Linked DNA regions of Homo sapiens: region 2 is linked to region 1. The links are chromatin contacts, found by Hi-C or POLR2A ChIA-PET in ENCODE. All regions are on one chromosome and are shown on one strand. The core of a region is the stretch at or near the end of the contact, and the rest is flanking DNA. Distances in the headings are between cores, read along the strand shown.

Region 1 (5,921 bases), core at 1,156-3,655:
AAAGGCTGCTGCTGGATGGTCTGAATCGTCTGCCCTGACTGGAGTTGAAACGACTGTGGTGGAATAGCCTGAATGATCTGTTGCTGAGGCTGTTGGATCTGGATCTGCTGTAAGATAGGTTGGCCTACAATTTGCACCTGCTGAAGAGAATTTGATTGATCCTGTGCATTCTGCATTCCATTAGGCTGAAGCTGACTGGAGCTCTGGGCTTCAGACTCAGTAGCAGCAGGTGTTTGAGATTCTTCAATGGTGCGTTCAGAACTACTGGCTGATGTGCTTGCATACTGGCCAGTATCTGCTGAGCTCACTAATGTGTCACTGCTTGTCAAAGACGTTGAAGCAGTGGTTGTGCAGGTAGTGGAGGAGGAGGGAGATTCTGGCATAGTACTGGCAGAAGTAGTGGTGTTGGTGGGTGTGGAAACTAATTGATTCCCATTGGAAGTCCCACTATCAGCAGTAGCAGCAGGCTGGCCAACCTGCCCAGTCCCTCCTCCGGCAGCCACGTTGTTTATCACTGGCAAAGCTAGAGTCACTCCTCCAATGTTAATTGGTAGGGTTGTTACAACTTGAGCCTGAGTACCAGGAAGAGTCTGTAACTGCAGTGGTATTGAAACACCAGGTCTAATTTGGACCGGAACTGTCTGATTTGCCAGGTTTTGAGCAAGAATATTCCCAGAAGCTGTCCTGTTAGCAGCTGTGAGTATAGCTTGATTATTACCTGCAGAAATGAGCTGAATTTGACCCTGCAAATCCTGTAGAGATGAACTACTAGTTGGATTGATTTGAATTTGTTGACCTTCCACTGTCTGAAGTTGTGGAATTACTTGGTACTGTACACTACCACTTGGATTTTGTACTTGTATGACTTGAAATTGACCAGGGGTGGAAGAATTACCTGATTTAGTTTTTGTAGGAGATGCACTCCCGTTATTACTGCTGGAAGAACTAGACGAACTAGAGGCTGGTTGAGAAACGTTATTCTCTTTTGAAGCAGGAGGAGTGGAGGCAACAAGTTGCCAAGCGTTTCCAGCAAGTTGCGTTGTTACCAGTTCTAGCTGTTGTGGTTGATTTTGAAGTTGCACCAATCCTTGACTTGGATCTATAATAATTTGTTGTTGTCCAGTTGCTTGATTTTCACCAGGAGTCCCTATTTTGCTGCAAGTAGCTGCCAGTAAAGCCAGAGGAGAGGGCTGAGAGTCCTACCCAAAATGGGACGGTAAAGGAGAGGGGGGGGGGAAAAAAAGTGGGCGGATTTAGTGGAGGCCAGTAGTTGCCAGGGGGTTACTTATTTTGACAGCTCTACATAACAATTTAGGAAGCAGCAGAAATCAAAAAGAAATACGAACAAAAGTAGATAAGAACTATATGAATAAGGAAGCAAGTCCTATAATATCAAGTTTAAATAAAAGGAAATTTCTTTACAACTTTGTAAAGTGTTATGTTCCTAAACTCAAAATGCCCTTGGGAACACACACACCGTTTTCTTATAGTCTGAATTCCTGATGTAATTTTAAACAGCGTTATACCCTCAAAGAGGTGAAAACTTGATGAATTTACAATTTAAGTTCCACACTCTCAGAAAGATGCTTTGAGTGGATAAACATTTTATTCTGTTACTTCTGGACATTCAAAGGGCATAACTCCCTCTCTCTCCTAATGTGTCGTGATGAATTTTTTTAATTTGTTTGCTTTTACCTGGGAGCCTGAGGTTTTGGGTTTTTTATTGTTATTCTCTGGCTCAGAGGTTTTCCCTCCTTCTGTAGCCATCGCCGCTGCCGCTGCCGCCTCCTCCTCCTCCTCCTTCTTCTGATCTGCAACAAACCCCCCCACCACACACACACGACAACAGGTTATTAGGATTATTATTATTCGTCTTCTTCCTCTCCTCTTCTCCCCCCTCCCCCCGAACATTAATCTCCATAAACCCGCGATCCACGCACACCGGCAGGGGGTGGGGGAGAAGGAGGGAAGGGAGGAGGGGGATATCACAAAACGTGGTTTGAAACCCGACCCATCGGCTCCAGAGCAACACCCAGAAGGAGGTTGTTCTCTCTCAGACATTAAGACAAAACACAACCCTCCTTCCCTCCCCGATTCCCTCCCGCCCTCTCCTCCTCCCCTTAAAGCATCTCAGCGGCCCCGGGGGAGGGGGGAGAACCGAGCAGGGTCTGGGGAGGGAGGGAGAGAGGGAGGCGGCGAAGGAGACTGAGGGGGGTGGAGAATACGTACCGCTCATCCCGCATTAACAGGACAAACCCTCAGACGGAGACACTGGGATAGAGGTGGGTGGGGGTGGGGGCGAGGCGGGAGGAGAGGCCGGTCCCGCCCGCCCGCGGTGGCTCGGAGGAGGCTGTAGCTGGCACAGGCTCTGCCTCTTTTTCCGCGAATGGCCGCCGCTGGGCTGTGGCGTAGCAGCTCCTCTCTCCGCCCGAGCCCGGCTGACTCGCCCTTGATTGACAGCGGCGGCGCGCGGCGCGGGCGGCGGCGCGGGTCGGGGGCGGGGCCAGGGCGGTGCGAGCCTGGCCGACTCCCCACCCCCCTCGGCCTCTCTCCGCCGGAGCCTCCGACTCTCCACCCCTTCCCCCAGCGGATTGGCCGCCGACCTGCCGGGGGCCGGGGCGCTGGGGCCGCCTCCTCTCCACCCCCTTTCTCGGGGTTATTCCTTTAGCAGCTCTTCTCCTCCTCCCTGGCTCCTCTGGCGCTCTTTCTCTCGGCGTTCTAGCTCAGGAGCGCTGCCGGTAGGCCCTCCATACAGCCAAACTTGTTGTCTCAGGATATCCCGCCCCCTACTCATTTCCCAGCGCCCTCCACTCAAAAACCCCCTCCAGCAATCCCTCCAATTGCCACTAAAGAAAAAAGTAGGGCCCTTGATCCAGGCAAGCGAGAGCGGCGGACGTGGGCGCGCGCGGACCACCAACAGGTCGGCGCGCTGGGTGAACTGCCCGCTGCCCCCGCGCAGGGAGCATGGCTTTCCTGAGGCGCATCCGGACCCGGGCGCCCTTTTTCCCTGGCTCTGTCTCCATTGGCTGAGCCCAGGGTGACGCGCGCTGAGTGGTGGGAGAAAGGGGGTGGGGCACTACCGCGAAGGCTGTCGGTACTCGTAGTTTCCGGCGGTCGCGGTGCCTTCTTCGAGGCACCGCCTCTCTCCCGCCCCCGACCGAGGCCTGGCTGCCGAGCGGAAAGCTGCCCGAGGGGGCGGTGGCGGCAGGGCGTGGCCGGGGCCGAGTGGGAGTTGAACTGAGCGAGGAGGAGGGGGAATGGGTGTTGTTTGCCTGGGCCTATCCGCCGCGCGGGGCTGCCCAAACCACCTCTGCCGCCGCCTCCTCGGCTCCAAGCCGCTCCCCGCGGGGCGAGCTCACACCCGGAGCGCTCGGCGATTGAGCGGGCGGCGGCGTGGGGAGGCGGGGTTTGCTGTCCTCGGGGTTTGAATGAACCCGGCTTCTTGAAGCAGCGCCCTCGCCTTGCCTTTCTTTGCTCACCTTCCCCTCAGGCCCCCTGCTTTGAGTCCGAGGCCTGTTTTCTCACGGAGAAGGATCTTCCATTTTTATTTGTTGTCTCTCTGGCTGGCAGCTGGTGCAGAGCAGTGACCCGCCTTCTAAGAAGGGTTGCATCGCGTTTTGCCTAAAAGCCTAAGTGGTTGGCGGAGTTCTAAGCCTTATCTGACAAGAGTCTCCGGGCGAAGAAAAGCCCAGCTCCATAAGGGTCAGCCCCGCTTACGGTGTAGCGTAAGCAAGCGTAAGGGCAAGTGGAATTAACATCTGGCTGCACAAAGCATCTTACTGTCAAATGCACTTGAGCAGTGTCCTGCCTCAGCTTTCCTACAAAGTCCTGAAGTCAGGATGATGCCATGGAACGTAATCAGCGCCTGATTAACTGTACCAAAGGTGGAAGTGACCCCACATGTAAATACTGGCCTTGGGAACAAGGCATGCTTACACCCCAGGCTCAAAGCCATTGTCTCACTTCTTACCTGGGCTTCACACTCAGCCTTGGGCATTTTTGTCTCCTGCCTGAGGCCTGACATGTTGCAATGGTGAGGAGGTCCCAGATGCTGAACTTGACTGGCATTTCCTTTGCTTGTTAAGGTAATTGCAAAATCAGCTGATGACAAAGCCATGCAGCAAGACAAAGCAATTCGAATAAAGAATTACATGGTATTGTCTACCCCATCTTATACAATGAGCCAGAGATCCCTGAACAACGTGCTTTTTCCCCATCGTGTACAATATAGAAAGCTCAAAAGTGCTTCTTACATTTACGTATATACTGTCTCTATCCTCAGGTCCCCTCCTCCTCCCAGTTCACCAAGATAAATGAAGACATTTTGCAGTCTTATGAATTGGGGCTTTCATTGTCGTTTTCGTTTGGAAAACCTGCTTCAGAGAGGCAATGTCACTGACTCTGAACCATAGATTAAAAATAATGCTTCGGGAGGCCGAGGCGGGTGGATCAGGGGGTCAGGAGTTTGCGACCAGTCTGGCCAACATAGTGAAACCTTGTCTCTACTAAAAATACAAAAAATTAGCCAGGTGTGGTGGTGTGCGCCTGTAATCCCAGCTACTCGCGAGGCTGAGGCAGGAGAATCGCGTGAACCCGGGAGGTGGAGGTTGCAGTGAGCTGAGATCACGCCATTGCACTCCAACCCCGGGCGACAGTGCAAGACTCCGTCTCAAAAAATATATAATAATAATAATAATGCTTACCATCAGTATGAATCTGCAAAGTCCTAAATATTCTCCACCCTATAGATAAGTGGGAATACTGGTATCCATGAAACATAAGTCCTGCTTTTTATGGTGGACCAAAGTCTTCTAGTCCCTGGCTGTTATGGACTGAATGTTTGTGTTCTCTGCCCCCTTCCCCATTCATGTGTTGAAATTCTACACGGGGCGCGGCTCACTCCTGTTATCCCAGCTCTTTGGGAGGCCAAGGCGGGCGGATCACTTGAGCCCAGCAGTTCCAGACCAGTTTAGGCAACATGGTGAAACCCAGGCTCTACAAAAATTAGCCGACGTGGTGGCGCTGTCCTGTAGTCCCAGCTTCTTGTGAGGCTGAGGCGGGAGGATCACTTGAGCCCAGAAGGCGGAGGTTGCATTGGGCCAAGATGGCACCAGTGCACTCCAACCTGGGCAACAGAGTGGGACTGTGTCAAAAAAAAAAAAAAAAAAAAGAAAGAAAAAAAAAGGGAGAGAGGGGAAAGGGAGGGAGGAAGGAAGGAAGGAAAAATTCTACCCCTTAGTGTGATGGTATTAGAAATTAGAAGGTAGGGTCTCTGGGAGATAATTAGGATTAAATTTGGAGTCCTCATGAATGAGATTGGTGACCTTAGAAGAATCAGGAAAGAGCTTGCTTTTCCTTCCTCTGCTCTCTTCTATTTGAAGATAACAACCAAAAGTCCTCAGTGTGATACCCGGTGGAAAGCGAGTTTTGCTAGGGAGGTAATATTGACAAAGACTCTCTCCTTTGACCAAACTTTAATCTGGTTATTCTAAGTCCTCTTTCTGACTAGGTCCTGACCTGGAACTCTGTCCTTAGTTTAGTGGCTTTGTTCATTTAGTCCAGTTTTAGCAAGAATCCTGCTGGGTTGGTTGGGTAAAAACGCCTCACCCTTAATATTTGACCATACTTGGTATCTCATCAAATTCCTTATCCCCTGTTCTCGATATCTTAGCACCCTGGCCTGCCTTCAGCAATAACCCCATTAAATTGGTTTAGCCAGAATCCTCCTTTATTCTGGAAATTTCCCCTTAGTAATTTTCCATCCACTGACTCCATCCTGCTCCTTGGCTTCAGATCTCTAGTTGTCTTTGTATTCATAGTTGAGCCCAATCTCTCTCTCCCACTGCAAGACCCCATTGGATAGTCTCTCCTTGACTAAAGTCTTTATTGCTGTCTTTAACAAGTATCCTGAATTATTTTTT
Region 2 (6,335 bases), core at 1,144-3,643, 2.3 Mb before region 1:
TTAGTATTTTGGTGGGCACCTATAATCCCAACTACTCTGGAAACTGAGGCACTGAGAATCACTTCCACGGAGGCAGAGGTTACAGTGAGCTGAGATAGCGCCACTGCACTCCAGCCTGGGCAGCAGAGCAAGACTCTATCTAAAAAAAAAAATAATAATAATAATAATAATAATAATAAATATATATATACATACACACACACACACACACACACACACATGATAAAGCCAGATGTGGTGGCTCACACCTGTAATACCAGCACTTTGGGAGGCTGAGGTGGGAGGATTGCTTGAGGCCAGGATCTCAAGATGAGCCTGGGCATCCTAGTGAGATCCCATCTCTACAAAAAATTTTAAAATTAGCTGGGTGCGGAGATGCATGCCTGTAGTCCTAGCTAGTTAGGAGGCTGAGAAGAGAGAGTCGCTTCAGCTCAGGAGGTCAAGGTTGCAGTCAGCCATTATAGTGCCACTGCACTCCAGCCTGGGTGACAGAGCGAGACTCTAAATAATAATAATAATAATAGGTCTGCAGTGGGCCTGAGATTCTGCTTTTCTAACAAGCTAACAGGTGATGCCAGGACACTGGTCAGGGCCTCCCACAGTGTGAGTAACAAGGCTGCATGCTTCCCCTCCCAACCGACTCCCACCGAAGTACCTAGGCAAGAGCAAATCCAGGAAAACTCTTCGGAAGGAAAGTTTGTTTCCTTCTAAACTCATATTTTGACTCATCTTCCCACCCCACCTTCCCAGCCCACCTTTTCATATCTAGGTACTCAAGTCCTGTTTTCCCCACTTTTCTAAAATTCTGACGTCAGTAAAGGACCTGATAATCTCTTTCAGAGGGAAGTGTTGCAAGTTATTTACGATTGCAAAAATAATTTCCCAGCCGGGCGCGGTGGCCCAGGCCTGTAATCCCAACACTTTAGGAGGCCGAGGCAGGTGGATAGCTTGAGTCCAGGAGTTCAAGACCAGCCTGGGCAACGTGGTGAAATCCCGTCTCTACAGAAAATACAAAAATTAGCTGGCCGCCTGTAGTCCCAGCTACTCGGGAGGCTGAGGCAGGAGAATCACTTGAACCCAGGAAGCGGAGATTGCGGTGAGCCGAGATCGCGCCACTGCACTCCAGCCTGGGAAAGAGTCAGACCCCGTCTCAATAAAATAAATAACTAAATAATTTCTCAATAAAATAAATAACTACATACATAGGTCTGCCCTAACATGTTCGGAGCTAGGCAAGAGTCAACTGGAGGCCCACAATTCACATATCTAAATATCCAAGTTATCAGTCAACACCAGCTCCAGCAACTTGCTCCCAGGCAAAAGCTCTGGAGAACTGGAGGCTAAAGGAGCCGGCTCTGCTCTGGGAGAGGACGGGATGGTGGTTGTTCTGACCCTGAACCGGGCGTGGGAACTGACCCCATCAAGCTCCTAGCCCTTATTCTTCTGGCTCAGAATATCCAGGCAGTTCTAAGGGTTACCCAAAACTACACAAACAGGGCAGTCAGAGCAGGGGAGAACAGTCAGCTGGGGGGCCGTCTGCGCGCACACCTCTGGGTCATCTGGGCCACCCACGATGCCGCAGAGGAGCCCCTGTCGCTCGCTCCGGCCTCCCTGGCGGAGCCTGGAGCGTCTCCCCTCCGCTTGTACACACACATCCTCCCGCCCCAACTCCGCGTCCTCAGGCGGTCCTCTCCAGGACTTCCCATCCGCCCAGATTCCGGACGATCAAAAACCCCAGGAAGCGGAAAAAGAGCGCGTCGCTGCAGGTGCACCAGCCTCGGTCAGGATCCAGGACAATGAACCGCGTCCTCAGGCCAAAGGAGCGACTCCGTTTCCAGTTTCGGAAGGGGTTTCTCCAGAATACCAAACACCAGTCGGTGCCTTTCTCCTAAAACCAGCACCTCGGGGTGGGGAGCGCGTTCAGAAGTTCACGGTTGACTCAATTACTGGGTTAATTTGATGTATGCTAACTTCTATAGCCCCGAGTACTCGATGTGCCTGTTTTCAATGGCCATTTAAAAAACAGCTGGACCTCTGTATCAATCTAGAGTTAGTCATCCTTCTTGGAAGGGAGCAGAGGGGCCTCTTAAATGTTATTGGAAGACTCATCACTGCATAGAACCGCGTGGCCCTACAATATTTAATTAGGCAAAGACTAAACTGGAATTCATCTAGGCCTCCCCCAACAGCCCAGGCACAGATTCCGGGAACCCCCGCGGACGCCCGCCGGGCCCCTGCTCGCGCCCCCAGCCCAGGGATCCTGGCCCCTCGGAGCGGCGGGGGGGCAGGCCCGGAGCCACAGCCTCACCTCCGGTACTCCAGGTACTCGTCCACCGCCGCCGCGCCGCCGAGAGGCAACGTCAACCGCTCCATTGCCGGTGGGGAAGCCAAAGGCTTCCCTGCGGACCAGCTGACCTCGAAGCCCGACCCGCCCCGTTCCCTCCCGGTACCGCGCCCCCTCCCGCCCGCCTCCTGATTGGCCCGGCCTGAAGCCCGAGGAGGCCGCGCGCGGCAACTGCGCAGGACGCGCGCCCCTACTGGCTGCCGGCGCCAGGCACCAGAACCCGGATCTCCGCAAGCGCAGCCTCGCGCCACATGGAGTGCAGTTTGCCGCCCTCCACAAACCTTGCACCTATTCCCCTCTCCCTTCCCTGGACCGGCGAGTCTTCTTGTAAATTAACAAGTGACAAGGGAGTGCAGTGCCTTGCATATAACAGGCGCATAGAAAATGGCTTATTTCTTTGTACAGCTCTTTTCGCTTAATCCATCTCTTGAAATATAAGTAGTTTTGAGAAGGTTCTGCTTTAGTTTGAGGCCTGCCTCTCCTTAACTGTCGGCCTGTTTCCAGTATTGGCGTTTTCAAAAACTCTGATGTAACAATCAGTAGTCCTGGGTATCTGGGTTCACTTTGGGGGTTGCTAAAGCTACATGTTCTTCAAAGGAACCGAATAACTGATTTAAGGTGAAGCAAGTAAAAACAATTTAGGTGAAGTTTTGTTGTTGTTTTTTAACTTTTGGAAACACTCTGCAAAATATATTTAGAAGCTGAATTACCATGCGATTGGTAATTTGGCCATAATTTGACTTAGCACGTTGTGGAAAAGAATAGGAAATCTTCAGGCGAAGTCATTAAACTCTGAAGCTCCCAGGGGATCAGCTTTAGCGCCCTCTGTAAAGTATCTGGGAGGGAGAATATGCAAACAATAAGAAAAATAATTAAACTTCAGTACAGTACTTTAGTTTCAAAGTACTGTTCTACATATTTCAGGTCCATAAAACATTATGTAAACAAATTGTTTGGGTACCACCCACCTCCCTTCTCGGTACCCTTTCAACAAACCCCACCCTCTCCCCAAAGTCTTCCTCCTGTTCAGAGGCGTTCTTGACAGTCAGATAAATGAGTGATCCTGAAATCGGATTCATATTTTAGGAAACTGATCTCAGCTCAGTATTCTCTCCTATCACACGTGTGGTTTGCTGCTGTCCATTTTACCTCTTCCACCCGACACCTCCCAGATGGGGTCTTGCTCCGTCTCCAAGGCTGGAGTGCAGTGGCGGGATCTCGACTCACTGCAATCTCTGCCTCCTAGGTTCAAGCAATTCTCCTGCCTCAGCCTCCTGAGTAGCTGGGATTACAGGCACTAGCCACCACGCCTGGCTTTTGTGTGTGTGTGTGTGTGTGTATTTTTAGTAGAGACAGGGTTTCACCATGTTGGCCAGGCTGGTCTTGATCTCCTGACCTCGTGATTTGCCCGCCTCAGCCTCCCAAAGTGCTGGGATTACAGGCGTGAGCCACCACGCCCAGCCCCATTCTACCTCTATGAGAGCCTAGTCTTGCTTTTAGGCAGCAACTGAACTAACAAAGAAAAATAGAAGAAAATGCCAGGCTCTGCAGGCTTACAGAAAAGTGGCAGGGGAATGTCTGTGTAGGCAAGTACAATTTAAAAATCTAGAGGGAAATGGTTAAAATAGATTTAGCCCAATTGTGGACTCTTCCAGGAAGATGCTGGAGCAGTAAACTCTTCTGGCCAAAGAAGTCAACAAAAATATTGAGCGTGACGAATAAGAGTATGGAACAAACTAGAAAATGTTATCCTGACCTTACATAAAGCTGACAGATTTGCAAATTAAAATACTGTATATGGTACTCACCTCTGCTTTAATAAAAAGGTATAATCAAACTATAACTTCCTCCCAATGTGTAGCTAAATTGATCTAGGAAGTAGGGTGGACAGAGGAACATGTAAATTGCCTAGGCAAGTGTTAGGCATTTTATTTATTCAATCCTCATGAAAGTTTATGAGATAGGATTTGCCAGCATTTTGCTGTGATGTATAGGTTAAGAATGCTTTCTTCTGAAAATAACAGAATAATTCAACTAACAGTGGCTTAATTAAACATAAATTTTATTTTTTATTGCTTTAAAGAAGAGTGGGGGTAGGTAGTTGCTCACATTGGTTTAGAGCATTTTCCTCATGGTTGCAAGAGCTGTTACAACTCCAGAAATCATACCCAAATTCAAGAAAGGAAAAAGGAGGGCCACCAACATCATTTGTTTCTTTTATCAAAGAGTTTTCCTAGAGGCCTCTGCAAAAAAATTTTCATTTATGTCTCACATGGCCACACCTTGGTATAGAGAAAACTGGGAAAGCCAATCCAGTACTTAGTTTTCCAGGCTCTATGATGGCAATTGTCAAGGAGAGGGTTAGAAATGTGTGTTGGGGCAGGGCACGGTGGCTCATGTCTGTAATCCCAGCACTTTGGGAGGCCAAGGCAGGTGGGTCACCTGAGGTCAGGAGTACATGACCAGCCTGGCCAACATGGTGAAACACCATCTCCACTAAAAATACAAAAATTAGCCAGGTGTGGTGGCTCATGCCTGTAATTCCCGCTACTGGGGTGGCTGAGGCAGGAGAATTGCTTGAACCCAGGAGGCAGAGGTTCCAGTGAGCTGAGATGGCGCCATTGCACTCCAGCCTGGGTGATAAGAGTGAAACTCCATCTCAAAAAAAAGAAAAAAAGAAATGTGTGTTGGGTTAAAAATGTGTTTAGTTCACCAAGAAACATGGTTGGTGACAGCTTATCCTTAAACTGATTAATATCCATGCATGCCCTTCTTCCCATGCAGGCATTGCACACTAAAGGCATTCATCAGACCTCTAAGTAAGGCAGTCCCAAAATCTCAACCAGCTACTGCACCCAGCTTAAAGTCTAAGTCTCTGCAATCTTCTCTCAGTCATTCTTAATCCTGATCAGCCTGATTCTTATTGTCTTAATGGTTTGACAGTTGATAGCTACAAGACAAGAAAGATAATTATTCAGTATGTATCTCCAACAGATAACTTGTTTTTTCGTTTTTTGTTTTTTGGGTTTTTTTTTTTTTTGAGATGGAGTCTCGCTCTGTCACCAGGCTGGAGTGCAGTGGCATGATCTCAGCTCACTGCAGACTCCACCTCCTGAGTTCAAGCGATTCTCCTGCCTCAGCCTCCTGAGTAGCTGGGACTACAGACGCGCACCACCACGCCCAGCTAATTTTTGTATTTTTGGCAGAGACGGGGTTTCACCATGTCGGCCAGGATGGTCTCAATCTCTTGACCTCATGATCTGCCCGCTTCGGTCTCCCAAAGTGTTAGGATTACAGGCATGAGCTACCACGCCCGGCCAATAACTTGTTTTAAAATCCACAATGCCATTATCACACCTAACAAATTAAACAATAATTCCTTGATATCATCTAAGAATACCCAGCCTAGATATCATCTATTAGATATCATCTAATAAACCTAATTTATTAGATGATAATTAGTGTCATCTAATTTTATACTAATTAGAATTCAACCAAGGCCTATACTACCTTTGGTTTATATGCGTTTAATATATTACGAGTCTTTTGTAATTTTAGACAGTTCCCTTTCTCCTATCCCAATTTTTTGTGCCATTAATTTGTTGAAGAATTTGGATCACTTTTCCTGTAGAATATCTTTCTGAATTTGGTTGTTTACAGAAAGACATCACTTACTATGTTCTTTATCCCCTGTATTTCCTGTAAATTTGTACATCAGTCTTGAGACTTGAGTAGGTATTTAGAGTCAGGAGCAGGTCTTCTCAGAAGAGCACTTTATTGATAGTGCTATGTCCTGAATTCATAAATTGAAATTTTGTGAACAGCCCAGGTGAAATGAATTGGGGCTGCAAATTCCCATAAGGGCCGTGTATTAGTCCATTTTCATGCTGCCGATAAAGACATACCCGAGACTGAGCAATTTACAAAAGAAAGAGGTTTGATTGGACTTACAGTTATCCCTTGGTGATAAAAACTTTCAACAAATTAGGCA

The links. Hi-C counts contacts between places; a loop is a spot of excess contacts on that map. ChIA-PET counts read pairs that join two places held with the same protein, here RNA polymerase II (POLR2A). Pooled maps may share reads with other maps.
Region 2: a map of ascending aorta shows a loop between it and region 1 (6-fold over the local background). The contact joins the promoter of FAM221A here to the promoter of SP4 in region 1. A Hi-C loop is called at or near these places in 1 of 168 maps with a recorded cell type or tissue (ascending aorta), 1 of 37 single-sample maps with no recorded cell type and 10 of 50 pooled maps. POLR2A ChIA-PET finds 5 or more read pairs at or near these places in 1 of 52 experiments (activated T-cell).

What each region holds. Positions count from the first base shown.
Region 1 is chr7:21,424,567-21,430,487 of GRCh38, reverse strand. It overlaps SP4 (Sp4 transcription factor), which reads right to left and starts at 2,405. Exons shown (of 6, transcript NM_003112.5): 1 at 2,230-2,405; 2 at 1,696-1,811; 3 at 1-1,199. The coding sequence starts at 2,236. RefSeq lists silencers at 2,112-2,701, 3,082-3,471.
Region 2 is chr7:23,676,257-23,682,591 of GRCh38, reverse strand. FAM221A (family with sequence similarity 221 member A) reads right to left here and starts at 2,393. Exons shown (of 7, transcript NM_199136.5): 1 at 2,309-2,393. The coding sequence starts at 2,373. RefSeq lists an enhancer at 1,590-1,839 and a silencer at 2,170-2,459.